2 separate regions of the Mus musculus genome follow, and region 1 is linked to region 2. The links are chromatin contacts, found by Hi-C or POLR2A ChIA-PET in ENCODE. All regions are on one chromosome and are shown on one strand. The core of a region is the stretch at or near the end of the contact, and the rest is flanking DNA. Distances in the headings are between cores, read along the strand shown.

Region 1 (2,716 bases), core at 88-2,587, 39 kb after region 2:
AAAGCCCTGGGTTTCCTTCAATTCTAGTTGAGATTTCAGGCAGTGTAGGGATTTTCCATTGCAGTGGTGCTAGCAAGGAAAAAGACAAAACTTGTACCAGCAAAACAAAACAAAAACCAAATTCAGTCTGTTGATTTTATGAGGACGCTGTGAAAAGACTGGTCACGTGCCAATTTGGAAACTTGCAGAAGTTATTCCTCAAAAGAAGTATGATCACGGGATGTGTCATCATTTACAAAACAAAACAGAACCATAATACGTTCACCAACCATTTGGTCAGTACTTAAAAGTCTCCTCTGGTCTTTTCACTAAGATGGAAGGAAGAAAGGAACGCGATTTTGAAACCTCGGCCAAGATCTGATATCTGACGATGTTCCCAACCGCCTACAAGGTCTTTGCCCTGGCTTTATCTTCCAAGCTCTCTCACCTGAGTGGGTCAAAGGGTAGTATGTCAGAGGTCGCCAAACTCAAATAACACAAGCTTGCTTTCCCCAGCATTAGTCAGTCACTGTGGCGCAAGGTTTGGTCTCGAGTATGTGGGTGTCCCCGTGTGGTTAGGGGAAAGACTAATGTGTAAGTGTGTACCCAGGTAATGTCATTGGTCCCGTGAGCATCGTTCCACCATCCTATTCCCAAGTATTTGGGGTATATCTCTTTCCTGAGATGATGTTTTTGGAAGGGATATCTCTTCCTCTCTAGTAAGGCCGATCGGTCGGTCTGCGTGTATGTGTTTGTGTGTGCGCGCGCGCGTGTATGTCCCGAGTGGTTGGGTGTGTGATCTTCTTCCCGTGCTTGAATGTGAAAACCCGTCTTTCTTCCTACTGACGTAGGAATTTTCAGGAGACTTGGGGACAAGCTAACTACCCCTGTTGCCCAGCAATCTACTGACCCGCGCCAATTTGGCTCGCCCGCCGCCCCGGCGGCCCTCCGCTCCAGCAGCTCAGCTCAGGCTACGCGCGCTCTTAACCAGCTCTGGCCGGACCTCAAATGGAAGGATGACCCCCGCTCACCTTGCAGACACACACTGGACGTCCTGGGGGCGGCTCGCCAACACGCCTGGGTGCAACCAGGGCAGGAAGAAGGCCAGAGACTCCGGAACGTCGAGAGCGCTTCCAAGAGGGAGCGACTGGGGCAGAAGAACCAATATGGCGGGCGGCCGGGGCGGGGCCAAGACGGAGGGGCGAGGCCTTGACAGTGGGGCGACGGGGCGGGGCCTGAGGCAGTGAGGCAGGGTCTGGAGTGGTAAAACCAGACCCGGGTCAGGGGCGGGACCTAAGTCTTTAGGGCGGGGCCAGGAGCTGCGGGGAGGGGCCTGTGGCGGTAGCACCAGGCCAGGAGCTGTAGGTCGGGGTCTTTCCTGTGGGCGTGGCCTGCGGCTGCGAGCCCAACCGCTAAGGCTAAGATCCTAGTCTGGATCACAGGAATTAGGCCCAAGGAAGACTGAGCCAGGAAGTCTGGAATCTGCTCTTCCCACAGACTGCTTTGCAAGATCGCAGTTTTTCTTTGTACTAGCTGCTGCTCTGGTCTTCCCACCTGCGTTTCTTCTAACAGTGGTCACAAAATAATAATTTATTCTTAAAGTTTAAAGTAGAGAACATATGAGTACTATGACGTAGCAGTATTGCACCATTTAAAAAAAAAAAAGCAGGCGGTGGTGGCTCACGCCTTTAATCCCAGCACTTGGGAGGCAGAGGCAGGCAAATTTCTGAGTTTGAAGCCAGTCTGGTCTACAGAGTGAGTTCCAGGATAGCCAGGGCTACACAGAGAAACCCTGTGTCGAAAAACAAACAAAACAATAATAATAATGGCAAAATATAGGGTCAGAGGTGTTTGTATTCCTTTGATTTATATGAGGAATTGAGTACATAGGTGGTAAAAATAAAAGTCCCTGGAAGAAAGATTCTTAGCTCCCCATAAACATATAGATTATGTTTAGTTTCTAAGAGAAGACATTCACTTTCGTGATCCACAACAATTTACATAATGTCTGCCTCTTTGTGGAGCCATTTTCAAGTAATAACCTTTCATCAGGCGCCAGAAAGATTACAGTTAGCAAAGTTTCTCACAAGTATGATTTTAGAATAATTATGAAAATAAGGCTCATAATAAATACTGAGTTCCAGTTTGAATTTCAATGATTTTTTTTCTTATAAAAAGGAATCTATTTTTATGTGTGCAGAATATTTCCCCCACGGACATCTGAGTAAAGGTTTATCGATATACAAATCTGTTGCATATGGAAAAGTGAGCTGGGATACAAGTCAAGGTCGAGTGCTTGTCCACCATACATGAAATCATGGTTCCAACCCCGACATCACAGAAGCCTAGCATTCTAGAAGCAGAGACAGGAGCTCAAGATCCTCATGGCACATAGGGAGTTGGTACATAGGCTATATGAGACCTTCTCTAAGGGAAAAATGACTATGCTTTTCACATACAAGGAAAAACAGAATGAAATAGTACACAATTTATCCATTAACTGACATTTAAATCATCGAAATGTTGATATTTTCTCTAACCCATTATCAATGTGAAATCTCAGTAATGTATATATTTTATAAGTAATCTATTAGTAATTATATTATTAAATAATCATATGTTGAAAAGTTACATATAAAAAATGATTTCTCAAACCAGGTGTGGTGGTGTCTTTTTACCGGGCACTCAGAAGGCAGAGGCAGGCAGATATCTGTGAGTTCAAGGTCAGCCTGATCTA
Region 2 (2,700 bases), core at 42-2,541:
AACTCCATCCCTTGCTGCTACCCAAACTTAAGATGTTCTAATAAACAGTTGCTATTCATTTAAAATATCCACACTCTAAAATATCTTATGTGTACTTACTATTACTGACACAGGGTATCACTATGAAGTCTTGGCTGACCTGGAACTGGCTATTTGGCCCAGCTACCCTCACAAGAGATGTGCCTTCCTCTGCTTCCGAAGAACTGGGATAAAGGCGTGTGACAAGACACCTGGTACCATTCCACTATAGATTTTTTTCTAGGGAGTATCATGAAACAGACTGGGCTTCATTTTGTTGTTCTCAGACATGTAGACCACAGTACTCTGCTCACATTACCCTCTGCAGTCCGTTCCTCGCAAGTCCCCCTCCTGCTCACTACATAGACGTAGCATGATCAAAGCGAGACTGGGAACAAGATTTGTAACAGCAGCTTAGTTTTATGGCAATGTGTTCATTATACAGGTTATGTGCTACCTTAATGAATGAATTTAAATGTGGAGCCACCTGCGGTTAAAGGTTACACTTGTGGAAGTATAACGACACGATTGTGCCTAAATCTGATACCTGAAGTGTGTCCAGTACACCCCGATCCTTAAACGTCTGGTATAGCTTTTTGCGCAGTTCATCTTGACTCAACACATCAGACTTGTGGGGCATGTTGGACTGAAAAGAGAAAATGATGGGTTACCTAGTGTCAACGTGGACCTGAATTTCAGAAATCAGTGACCTCACCGGAAGCCCTAAGATGCTTAACGGACATCAAAACAAAGAGATGTCCAATCGGAAAAACCCTGGAAAGTGGCAGGTGGAACTACCTGAGCCATCCTCATCTGCTTTCCTCCCGAGCTCGCCCCTCCACGGTCGGACTCCTCGGCCCGGGCCGGGGCGCAGGAGGAGAGGGAGCCCTTGACCTCGGAATCCAGCTTGTCTCTGGGGACCTAGGGGAGCAAGAGAGCTAAACATTCAGCCCCTAACTCGTCAAGCAGCCGCGCTTCCTCCCACGGTATGGGAAGGGTGGGCGGGTCCGCGAGCCAGGAGGGACTCTGGACGGAATAAAGACGGAAACGACAAGCGAGGGCCCCGAAGCGGCCGCTCAGTCGGCAGTTTTCCCTGCTCCGTAGCTCATCCCTACACTGCCCGCCGCCCGCCGCCTGCTCCGCCCGCTCCGGCCGCTCGGCCCGCTCGGCCGGCTCAGCCTAACCGCCCAGGCTTTGGCCCTCCGTGACGCCTGCGCGCTCTTAGGCGAGCAGTCCCGGCCACGTCTCGCGAGAGCATAGCCTCAGATCTCGCGAGAGTGATTTTGGGACTCCCAGGCTGAGGCTCCCGAGCGCAGATTAAAGAGGCGGCCGGTTCTCATCTCGGCTCCTCCCTACAGGTGAGCTCTGGAGGGAAGCAGGCGGCGGGCGTTCCGGGTCCGCGGGGGCATCCAGGCCTCCCGTGATGCGAACAGTGGTCTTCTACCTCTACCCAGCCCTGACTCGGGACAGCACGCCCAGCCCCCCGGCGCCGAGTAATCCCCGTTCTCCTAGTTGGTATAGCCTCCGTGTCCCCTTGGAGGGGACCTCCGCGCACTGGGACGGAGGCTTGGCGTTCTCCAGGTCGCTAACGCAGTGCATCTTCATTGCAATGCCATTGCCCTTTGCAGCCGGTTTACTGTAGAAAGCGGTCTCGGGCATCGTAGGTTGACCGCATCCTTGGTCAGTTTCCATTAAATGCCAGTGGTACCCTACCTCGCCCTCCAGACTTTGACAGATGCTCTCAAAGAGGGCAAAAGCGCATCTCCTTGAGAAGCACGGAGCTTCATTTTATAGAAAAGCCCCACTAGTTTTGCTGATCTGTGGGGCAAGTTGAATTTACAGCTGTCAGGAGCAAGTTTCTGAAAGGTTCCTCCATAGAGAGATTTGCTATAAATATGGACGGCTTTGAACTGGGGTGCATGCGTTTTATCTTGTGTTTGCCTGTTAACTAAAATGTTTAACTTGTAAGGATTTCTAAATTCATCCTGCTCTTGCACTAGTAGTCTTCCACCATTGCACCATATGAATTTTTAGCTTCCTGGTAACTTCAGATGTCAGCCCTGGGCTTGGCCTTTACAGCAGTTTAGAATAAGCCTGTCAAGTCTAGAGTTAAAAAAAAATACTTGATCTTGTGTATGTACTGCACTCCCTCAAACCCATACCAGACATGAATAATTGATCATAGCCATTCGACCACACTGTTTCTCAGCACCAACTCCTGACAGCCATACCAGACATGAATAATTAATTGATCACAGCCTTTCACTGCTGACCACACAGTTTCTCAGCACCAGCTCCTGGCAGCCATACCAGCAAAGCAGATTTTGCTCATAAGGAACCACGAGCTATCCCTAGTCAAATCCCTTTCCTACTAGACATTATATTTCAAGAATATACTAAACACCCACCACAGAACACTTCATCCTCACTTAGCTTAAAACACCCTCGACTGGCTCCTTCAGTTGCTCTTATTTTGTTTTGTTTTCAGACCATTCATTGTCTAAGTCCCCACCCACCCCCCTGCTCCCAACATATTGTTTAAAGGTATCCATCATTTGAAATTATGATTTCCAGAACTAAGTATTTTCACAGGAGATGTAATGAGGATGACAGCAGCACTTTCCACACCTTGTTTGGGCACTGTCTTCACTCAGTTTTTGGTTGTTTTGTACTTTTAGATTT

What was found. Hi-C counts contacts between places; a loop is a spot of excess contacts on that map. ChIA-PET counts read pairs that join two places held with the same protein, here RNA polymerase II (POLR2A).
Region 1: a map of heart shows a loop between it and region 2 (2.5-fold over the local background). The contact joins the promoter of Rab9 here to the promoter of Trappc2 in region 2. A Hi-C loop is called at or near these places in 3 of 37 maps with a recorded cell type or tissue (heart and left cerebral cortex). POLR2A ChIA-PET finds 5 or more read pairs at or near these places in 4 of 5 experiments (Patski and embryonic stem cell).

What each region holds. Positions count from the first base shown.
Region 1 is chrX:166,478,530-166,481,245 of GRCm38, forward strand. Rab9 (RAB9, member RAS oncogene family) reads right to left here and starts at 1,338. Exons shown (of 3, transcript NM_019773.2): 1 at 1,011-1,338.
Region 2 is chrX:166,439,464-166,442,163 of GRCm38, forward strand. Trappc2 (trafficking protein particle complex 2) reads left to right here and starts at 1,292. Exons shown (of 5, transcript NM_025432.4): 1 at 1,292-1,376. It overlaps Ofd1 (OFD1, centriole and centriolar satellite protein), which reads right to left and starts at 1,241. Exons shown (of 23, transcript NM_177429.3): 1 at 817-1,241; 2 at 566-664. The coding sequence starts at 831.